Regions from separate parts of the Homo sapiens genome. Here region 2 is linked to region 1. Evidence: chromatin loops called from intact Hi-C (ENCODE). Cell type or tissue: B cell. All regions are shown on one strand. Each heading gives the region's core, and the rest is flanking DNA. Links, peaks and the distances in the headings are about the cores only. Region 1 has its middle 25 kb from the start of LCLAT1. Region 2 has its middle 57 kb from the start of LBH.

Region 1 (5,384 bases), core at 102-5,101:
GCTGAGAATCCTGAGTGTGAGGAGGGCTAGGCTTTGTATAGTATAGTCTGGGCAGTAAGAAGACTCGCTGTAATGGAGCCCAGGGTTCATGGTGGGGAACCCCATGTTTCCTCCTCCTAGCATTCTTCCAGAGCCTTCAAGGCATCACCGGCCCGTGTTCCAACGTCCCCTGCATACAGTTCTCTCAAGCTGCTTTTAACACTTGATTACCTTTAGCCCTTTATAACTGTGTTTCCCATTTTTAGACAGTAATCTCCTTGAAGCTGAGGACCATGACTTATTTGTCTTTGCCTGGCACAGAAAACATGATCCATAAATGTGTGTTGAATAAATGAATGAATAAACACTTCATTGGAGGGGAATTGAATGAATAGGCTGGTTCTAGAATGAAATATGCAGTTTGTGCCAGGCATTCTGACTCATTCTGCCTTCAGATGAACAGGGATGGCATTTTGGGCTTACATTAATTTATTCAATCATTTATGTACTCAAAAATTGTGTATTGAAAGCCTACTATGTTCTCGACACTAATATAGGAGCTGTTTTATCAACAGTGGTAAAACAGATAAACTCTTACTCAGGTGGAGCTGACATTCTTATAAGAAGGATAGATAGGCAGGGCACGTTGGCTTATGCCTATAATCCCAGCACTTTGGAAGGCCGATACAGGCGGATCACAAGGTCAGGAGATCGAGACCTCCCTGGCTAACACGGTGAAACCAAGTCTCTACTAAAAATACAAAAAAATTAGCTGGGCGTGGTGGTGGGAGCCTGTAGTCCCAGCTACTCGGGAGGCTGAGGCAGGAGAATGACATGAACCTGGGAGGCAGAGCTTGCAGTGAGCCCAGATCGCGCCACTGCACTCCAGCCTGGGCGACAGAGCAAGACTCTGTCTCAAAAAAAAAAAAAAAAAAAAAGGATAGATACTCAGGCCTGCTGGAGAATTAGTGAGGCTCCATGGAAAATGGAGATTTGGGGTCTTTTGTTCAAATAGCAGGAGAAGAGTGTTGTTAAAGGTACTAAAATATAAAGCTTTTTTGTTTGTTTTCTGCAGTTTCCCTCTCAACTTGTCATGGCATTTTAAAATTTGCTATATAAGATCCTTCTAAGAAAAATGATCATTTAAAAATTGTCACCATAAATTTTATCATTTATGTTTATGTTGTATAATGCCAGTTTTAAATATAGGCATAAGAGTGTTTAATGAAATTACAAAATTCATATTTTATAGCTCATACATGTGTATGGACTTAGTTTTTAGCAGAACAGTGAAAACTCTGCATAAAACTAATTCAATGATTTTTATTTCATTTCCTAATATATGACATCCTACCAACACCGCCTGCCTTTGGCATGCTGATGAGGGAAGAAGGTCTAAAAAGACTATGGGTTGCCCAATCTTTCCCTTTCCTTCTATGCCATTATTTTCGGTGTATGTGTATAATTGAGGCACTGACAGTCCCCCGAGGCAACATGAGAACTTGCTTCAAATGTAGAAAGAAAGTAATGGAGTTCTAAGGAACACAAATGACCACGGAATCCTATCATATCTTCTTTTTTTTTTTTTTTGAGACAGAGTCTTGCTCTGTCCCCCAGGCTGGAGTGCAGTGGTATGATCTTGGCTCACTGCAACCTCCACCTCCAAGGTTCAAGCAATTCTTGTGCCTCAGCCTCTGGAGTAGCTGGGACTACAGGCATGTGCCACCATGCCTGGCTACTTTTTTGTATTTTTAGTAGGGACAGAGTTTTGCCATGTTGCCCAGGCTGGTCTCGAACTCCTGAGCTCTGACAATCCACCCGCCTCGGCCTCCCAAAGTGTTAGGATTACAGGCATAAGCTACTGCCCCCGGCCCCTATTATATCTTTTCTTATTCATGTTACTTCCCTGCAGTATATTAGGATTGGCTTAGAATGTGCCTTTCTAGAACCACTGTATATTTAAAAAGAACCACAAAACCTTTGACCCTCTTTCCACTATGTCTTTTCCAGTATGTGTCTTCATAAAAGGGAGCTCTGAAAAGCTTAGACCCAGAATATATGCTCACCTGCATGGCTCAGTGATATAGGAATTAAAGGATTCTTGAGTAAAAAGAATGAGTGTATTTGTCACTGTGGCAAGGGTGTTGGGGCGATGCTAGAGGATATGCGACAATGTGTGTGGGTGGTGAGTGCATGTCATGCCTGGGCGAGGCTTAGAAGGGGTGTGGTATGTGTTCCTGTGTGTATGCCCTGTGTGTGTGTTGGGGGCGGGGGTGGTATTTGTGGCACATATTTTATGTGTCTGTGTGATTGGTAGATAGGGTTTGTGGTGTGTTTGTATATGTGTGCAATATGAAATGAATATTAGTTTTAGTTTTTTCAGCACACTTTTCCTCTGGGCTGTGTAGCCCACAACTTTTGTTTCCCCTGAAATGCCAGTCTGTTCTCATGTTCTTCTAAGTAAAATAACATGCAGCTTTTAGACATTCACAAACAAAACCCAGTGGTTTTTATCTGAGTCAAGCGCTCCCTGGGGCTTTGCTCTTTTTTTTTTTTTCTCCTCTCCTTCCTGTAAATCCATTTTATGCGTTGGAGCTAGAAGATGACATCTTGTTACATCATGTTAGACAGCACCATAATTTTTTCCAGCTAACCATTTCCAATCTGGCTAAGCAGACAGAACTGAACAATGACAACCAAGCAGAAATAAAGGATCGGCTCACAGCCCTGCAGGGTGGACTCGGAGGAGCCTTGTCCCCAGATCTGAAGTCGACTCGCCGTGTTTTAAGTTTTAACTCCTTAGATTGGGGAGGACGAAATCTGTTCAGGTTCACAGCTCTTCCAGTGATAATGCATAGTCTTTCTCTGCTGGAGCTGAGGATGCCTGTTGTGGGGAGGGGCCTCTGCAAGGGGAGGGAGCAATAGGGTGAGACTGATGGCTTGCCTGAGGTCCTTTCTATACTATGCACAGGTCAGGCCTGTCTTTTGCTTTCCAGCTGCAGCTGCTATTTATAGTCTTGTCTCTGTTTGCTATTCTGCCTGTGACCCCTGTAGTCAGCTCAAGGCCTGTGTTTAAAAAGAGCTCTTCTATGCTCATGTTCAAGCCCACCACGGAGGCTTTCCTTTAGCAGTCTGTGTGCCAAAACTCAGTGAAAGGTCTCTGCAGATCCCCTCCCCACCTCCTGGTATGCCGTGCATCAGATTGGGTGTCTGAGTTCCCTCAACGTTGCCATGCATCTCCACCTGCAGCCTGTGATGTGGTGAGAAATAGTTCTAGGTGGGAGTTGTGCTATATCTCTTACATCTTATTGTGGGTGTTCTGCCAGAATGCCCCTTCCAAACAAATCTCATTATGTCAGCCTTTGGCCTAAAAATATTCACTAACTTACTAGCTGTACTGCCTAGATAACTAAGACAAAAAACTTTAAGATCTATAAAGTCAGCGATGTGTATGAATACCAAACTCAGAGCCAGGTGATCCAAGTTTGAACCATAACTCCAAGCTGTGTGACTCTGAGCAAGTCAGTGACATTCTCTGAGCTTCCCCATCCTGCTTGCAAAGAGATTGCCTGCTTCGTGGGGGTGGGGATGCTGCAAGGACTAGGTTGAGAAAGTAACCTGGAAGCCTCCCTACTTGCACATTCTGCTATCTCAACTTCTCAGACTTCCCAAAAGAATGTGGCAACAAATGAAGGTGGGGAGGAATTGAGATGCTCTGGAGATAACAGAGAAAAAGATTTCTAGGTGTGACTCAATCAGCCAGTAATGGATTTTTTTAAATTGAAAAATACTCAAGATCGAAACTTAGAAGGTATGTGTATATATTGTAAATGTGATACAGGTCAGTAAAAATCAGTTGAACACATACTGCATGCCAGTCAATGTAATCAACAGCAGAGATATCAAGAAAAACACACAGAAATAATTAAAACAAAATGTTTTTGTGATTCTTACCACAAAAAAAGGGAAATTATATCGAAACAACCACAAAAAGGATCCAGAACTCACTCTCACTACATAAATTTAAAATGTGATAAATATGAGAGTAAGAAAAGATTATTTAATGAGAACTAGGAGTATCACTGGTCATAAATTTGGAAAATGTTTTGTTTAGATCAATTCTTTATATCATCTAGAAAATGGCAATTGGGCTAAGAATTATACATAAATAGACAAATTATACGACAAAACTACAAAAATTCAGCATAAAACAGCCAGATCAATAGAGAAATAGGTTCTCAATTTTGGAGCAATAGAATAAATCATGAAGATTGACAGGCCCAAATAAATATTTTAAGAGCTTTCAAGTAATGAAAACTGGTAACTCTAATATAAAATGGCAACAGAGTCTGCAGAAATATTTTTATCAATTATGGTAAAGAGTACTGATACTTTAAAAATTACTCATTAAAAAATATAAAATAAAACATTAAGATTTCAATGGGTGAATAAGAAAATGAATAAGTAATTTACAAACAAGAAATATAGATTGCCCACAAACCCCAGAAAAAATTTGTCTTTATAATTAAATAAATGTAGACTACAGCAACATTGAAACATCAATTTACATTGTTAAGTTAAGAGAAGTTAAAATGTGACGGCCAATGATGGTCTGGTTGTGGGTGACACTGGAGTCATACATTACTGATGCCAGTGTGAATTCTTACAAGCTGTTTGAAAATAAAATGACAATGCATATCAAAACCCATAAAAATATTCACACCCTTTGAGCTTAATGTTGCTCTCCAAAGAGTTTATACTAAGGAAGAAATCAAAAACAGAAAAGCTTCATGACTGACATTTAAATTTTGTTTAAATTTTGTTTAATAGTCAAAATTGATAATAAACTAAACGCTGAACAAAAGGGGCACAGCAAGGAAAAGTATGATGACTATGAACCTTAAGAACACTATGTAGGTATTAAAATAATGATAATAAAAAGGTTAAAATATAGAAATGTTTATGATAAAATAATTAAAATGAGGCTGGGCATGGTGGCCTGTGGATCACACCTGTAATCCCAGCACTTTTGGAGGCTGGGGCAGGAGCACTGCCTGAGGCCAGGAGCTTGAGACCAGCCTCAGCAACATAGTAGGACCTCATCTCTACAAAATTATTTTTTAAAAATTAGCTGGGCAAGGTGGTGTGAGCCTGTGGTCCCAGCTACTTGGGAGGCTGAGGCCAGAGGATCACTTGAACCAAGGATTTTGAGGCTGCAATGAGCTATGACTGTGTCACTGCATTTCAGCCTGAGCAGCTGAGGGAGACCCTGTCTCTAAAAAAAAAAGATAAAAGATAAAGTAAAAAAAAAGTAAAAAAAGATAAAGTAAAAAAGTATTATATTGCATTATATAATTATAATTATTATATATAATAATTATATAATTATAATTATTATATATAAT
Region 2 (5,384 bases), core at 189-5,188, 130 kb after region 1:
ATAGTGTGTCCCCCGAGAAGAGGAGCACTCAGAACATATTTGTCAGTCCCTTCCATCCTTTCTCCCTCTGCCTCAAGGAACACCTACTACCCCAGGTTTGGTTCCTGGTTGGCCCTGACCCCGGCTTGCCTGTGTCAGATGGGAGCTGCCTGTGGTTTGTAGATTAGCCCTTATCTTAAATGCCAAGCTCCAGGTCTGACCTCACACAGAGCTTTGGGCTGATCTGATGATATTTGGTGAGGAACAGATGCACTTCTTGACTATAAGACCTGTGGTTCAGTCTCAGGTCTCACCCTTTGTCAATTTTATGCACTTATTCATTGACTTAGTTTTTACAGCTGGGGCTCCACGACCAGCCCCAGATGATCACAACAGCTGGGAGGCAGAAGTGACTTGGAACAGCTGAAGTCCTAAAAAAGAGCCTTAGGTCTGATTTCCATTCAGTCGTGTTGGCCTCCCTTGCTAGTTAGCTGAGAGGAAGGAGGACTTTCTTTCTACCCACTCCAACTCTCATAAGGCCCCCAGTGATATCTGTGTTGCTGGAGTGGGATGGGGTGAGAGAGGGAGAGGGAGTAGAAAGAGAAACACAAGAAATTCAGGGATTGAGCCATATTCCTGGTCCTCACATTGGCACTACTGAAGGCCTCTGTTAGCCTTTCAACTCTTGGATGCCTCGATGGTTCACTTTAGAAGGAAAAGGGAATGATTTGGAATGCCTGCACTTGTTGCAGGGTGATTTATCCAGGGAAAAGGAATGCACTGTTCACATTTCTTAGCCTTTTTTTCTTTTAATTGAAGTGATGTGAGCAATTAAAATGTTTCCTTCCAAAAAAAGCCCTTTAAAAATTCTATGAAGGTAGCCAGATTTCAATTATGTTCATTATGACTAGATTTAGATGTGTATTTTGTATAATGTAGAGGCATAGGACATCTATGTCATGAACATTCTAGAACCATCCCCAGAAAAATGCAGTTTCATTAGGCACACACATAACATTTGCATGTATGGATGGGGGTGAGTCTTGGATCTTTTGCAGCCCACCTAGTGATGGCCACTAGGATCACAAACTTTAAGAACAGCTCAGTGACCCTAACTTTCATATTCTGATCCTACATTGTGCTAAGGTGTGTGTGAAGTGACCAAATTTAATAGATAATAAAATTACTAGGCTGTGTGCTGCTATCTGGCCAACGCTTGCTTTGGACATCCTTGACAATACCCTCTACCTTGCCTCTTCAAGGGTTTTAACCTCTCCATGACATTGTCCTCTATGGGAGGGCTCATGCACCCCACCCCGCCCAAGAACTTCCCCTTAACATTTTACAAATGCTGTAGAAAAAATTTTGTGTGGCTGGGCGCCGTGGCTCATGCCTGTAATCCCAGCACTTTGGGAGGCCGAGGCAGGTGGATCACTTGAGGTCAGGAGTTCGAGATCAGCCTGGCCAACATGGTGAATCCCGTCTCTACTAAAAGTACAAACATTAGCTGGGCGTACTTAGCTGGGTGTGGTGGTGCACACCTGTAGTCCCAGCTACTTGGGAGGCTGAGGCAGGAGAATCGCCTGAACCCGGGAGGCAGAGTTGCAGTGAGCTGAGATGGTGCCACCGCACTCCAGCCTGGGCGACAGAGCGAGACTCTGACTCAAAAAAAAGAAAAATGGTGTTTCAGTGTAAACCTATGCATTGTCTACAGCAAAGCTGTCAGGGCTATCAGATTCTACTATGCATTGTCTTTGAGCTATTTTGCAAGGCTCTGTAAATTGGAAGTAACCGATAGATATGTAAATTATGTCTTGTCTGATAGTGATTTAATTGACTTCCTCCCCTTTTGGGAAAAAAAGCAATTTAATCTCCATTTGCAATTCATCTCTACATTCCTTCACTCAGTAAGAATTTGTGTGTTTTTGACTTTTCCTTTGAACTATTGCCTGGTTTCTTGGTATCAGGAGTAAATAAATTCTTCAACGTGTACATTTTTATATTTGTATGTGAATCATAATTTTATTCTTTTTCTGAAAAATAACTTTTAATACTATAGTGTCTCTTTCTAACCCTTTAGGAGACTTTTTTTTAGGCTACCATTTGAATTTTGTTAGACTTCATGCCTCTTCTATCCTCACCAATTACCTCTCTTACCCCCTCCCTAGTCCACCCAATTTATTGCTTCTCCTGGATTCCTCTGTTCTTTTACCCTAGACTTGTGCAAAATCAGGCTTGGACATATCCAGGCACTGCTGGAAACCAAATGTTTTGAGGTTGGTTATGTTGTAAATTTCAGCTTCAGCACTGAAGAAATAGAGCCTGGGCATGTTTTGGTATTTAGGATCATTTAAAAGCTGCCTGTTTGGAGACAGAGACCATAGTTAGCATTTTCCCAGCTTTGGAAGGCAGACTTAGGGCTCGCATTTTTTTCAGATGATTTGTAGGACATTAATTGTGCAAATAATTTAACCCTTTGCTTCAGATTTTTTTCCTTTTAAAACAGAGGAGAGTTTAATCCTGAGGAGGAGCTCTGTTGTCGTCAGTGAATGTTTTGGTTTTTTGTTTTCTAATGGCTTCAATTAAGAACTACAACACACCCTGAGTGTGACTTTGCCAATATATTTAGGCTGGCTTATTTCAGTGTGCATGCATGTGTGAAAGACACACAGAAAATAGAGGAAATGAGAGAACACTCTCAAAACTTGCTAAGTGTATAAACTGTGATATTATGTTCATAATTCCCTTTTTCTTCGGCTGTCAGGTTTGAGCCTCAAACATTTTTTATTCCAAGGGAAACAACAGCCCCTGCAAGTAACCCAAGTTCACGGCTTTCCTGGGCCCTTGGAAGCAGGGGAGGCACTCTTTTACTTGGAAGGGTTAATTGAAGACACTTAAGTTTACTCTTGGTCAAATTCACAACCAGGAGAGCTAGAGAGAGAGGAAGTGAATGAGTCTCACTTGTCAAACTTTCCTTTTTGGTTTTTTTTTTTTTTTTAAACTTAACTCTTTCTTTACCCTGGTGTGGACAAAGTGCACTTTAAACCTAAAGGTTTCATGGTTTCAACGTACACTTGATGAACGTTCTTGGATCTCCTGCTAGAAAACATGTTGGTGCATCAAAGAAAAGGGGAAATGATACCTAGCTTATGAAGGAACACTTTCTTCTGAAAATGGAGATGGAAGATGGGTCACAGATTGAGACTAAACATAGTCTCTATGGGCCTAGAGGAAATTTCTCTGGCTAGCTCAGTGAGAGCTGGGGAGGCCATTTCAACATTTTATGAATGAAATTCTTCATCAACACTGTTTCATTAGAGAGACGGACTTGACCCTGGACTAATATAATTGCAGCACTGGAGATATTAATGTAATTTTGAGGCCTCATGTCACATTATAAAAACACAGTGCTATAAAAGACTCTAATTTGCCAAGCTCTACCAGACACCAGATGGTACACTTACAGAGAGAAATTTTTTCCTTGAACAGAAGGTAGTCTGTGATGTCATAAGCAGGAGAAATCACCAATACTCAGGGTCTTGGACACTGACATTCTTTTGAGCTAGCAGAGAAAAAGGCCCACAGATACCCAAAGGGGCAGTGCTAGGTTATGTGGTCCTGACTTTTCTTCTTCCTGCCATCAGCCCCCTGGTAATGAAAGAGAGACTCACAAAAGGGGGATTAGAAACTCCTGGCAACCCTGTTAATGGCTTCCTGTGGGATCTCATTTCCTCTGAAACCCCCAGAAATGAGGAAACCTCAGCTTATTTCAGACTCACCCTTCTCCATTTTACTTTACCCACATCAAGCACCATTGATTCCAATCCTGATATTTCAGACCCCCACAGTGGCTGCAGCCTGAGCTCCTGCCTTCTTCACTACCTGGGCTGAATAAACAGTGAGCTCTGCCTTAGGTCTCTCTCTGTCCTTCCCATCTCTTCCCTCTATCTTCTTCATGCTGCCAGAGTGGTTTTCTTAAATGCAAATTCTATCATGTCTCTGTCTTGCTTAAAAATCATTGATGGCACCTCGCTGCCTGGACCAGTAATGGGAAAAATTGGCCCTAGATTAAAAGTTGCTTTGACCCAGGTAAAAAGCTTGAAGGCAAGTCTTGAAAAATCAAGTTGTTTCCAAGTAGCTTAATTGAGTCCCAGAATAAAACTCAAAAGCATTTAAAGAAGAAACCTAGCATTCAGCACTAATCTGGCATCCAATAAAAAATTATCAGGCGTCAAAGAACTAGGAAAACAATATAAAGAGGAGAAAAATCAATCAATAGAAATAGATACAGAAATGACACAGGTGAATAGACAAGAACAGTATTTTAAATGAGGTAAATATACTCCATATATTTATGGAGAAGACAGAGGAATGCATGAGCATATTAAAGAGATGGTGGTAGATATTTAAAGGAGAAGACCTAAATCAAACTTGTAGAGATTAAAACAAACAAACAAGAACCTCTAATGTCTGAGATGGAAAAACACACTAGATGGGAATAAGAATGAATTGGACACTGCAGACTGAAGAAAAACAGTAAACAGCATCAGTGAGCTGCAGAACAACTTCAAGCAAGATAATATAACATATAGCTTATATACAATAACATATAATAATTCTTTTTGCAGTCCCCACAAAAAGAATAGAGAGATAGAAGGAAGAAATAATAAGGCCGGGCGCAGTGGATCATGCCTGTAATCCCAGCACTTTAGGAGGCTGAGGTGGGCGGATCACGAGGTCAGGAGATCGAGACCATCCTGGCTAACACAGTAAAACCCCGTCTCTACTAAAAATACAAAAAATTAGCCGGGCGTGATGGTGGGTGCCTGTGGTCCCAGCTACCTGGGAGGCTGAGGCAGGGGAATGTTGTGAACCCGAGACGCAGAGCTTGCAGTGAGCTGAGATAGTGCCACTGTACTCCAGCCTGGGAGACAGAGCGAGACTCTTTCTCAAAAAAAAAAAAAAAAGAAATAATAGCTGAATGCTTTTTTCTAATTTGATAAAAATATTTAGGAAGCTCGATGGGCCCTAAGCACAAGAAACATGAAGAAAACAACACCAGTGTACATAATCAAATTGCTTAAGAACAGAGATAAGGAGGAAAACCTTAAAAACAGCCAGGACACGGGCATGAAGAACAAAGAAAATAACAGCAGACTTATTGTTGGAAACAATGCAATCCAAAAGACAGTTGACCAACTTCTTTAATGAACTGAAAGACAACACCGTGAACCTAGAACTCTATATACAGCAAAATATCTTGCAAAAAAAGGTGAACTAATTATTTTAGACATACAAAAGTTAAAAGAATTGGTCACTAATCCTAAAGAAAGTTAAAGGAGAATCTTTGGACAGAAAGAAAATGAAATCAAATAGAAGTTTTGTTCTACATAAAAGAATGAAAA

Evidence for each region. Hi-C counts contacts between places; a loop is a spot of excess contacts. Peaks named below come from ENCODE experiments on the same cell type or tissue, not always from the same donor. Only the 100,000 strongest peaks of a DNase experiment are listed, where the experiment ranks them.
Region 2: a loop joins it to region 1, with 2.2 times the contacts of the local background. A loop is called at or near these places in 2 of 110 quality-filtered maps.

Annotation. Positions count from the first base shown.
Region 1 is chr2:30,419,427-30,424,810 of GRCh38, reverse strand. No RefSeq gene overlaps it. Among named protein-coding and RNA genes, the nearest start is that of LCLAT1, 25 kb to the left of the region's middle. In B cell, for the core only: no CTCF peak of the experiment used is centred there; a DNase peak (open chromatin) is centred at 2,180; H3K4me3 peaks cover 852 bases; H3K27ac peaks cover 2,954 bases.
Region 2 is chr2:30,285,700-30,291,083 of GRCh38, reverse strand. No RefSeq gene overlaps it. Among named protein-coding and RNA genes, the nearest start is that of LBH, 57 kb to the right of the region's middle. RefSeq lists enhancers at 1,522-2,030, 2,922-2,971. In B cell, for the core only: no CTCF peak of the experiment used is centred there; DNase peaks (open chromatin) are centred at 2,813 and 3,633; H3K4me3 peaks cover 2,140 bases; H3K27ac peaks cover 4,537 bases.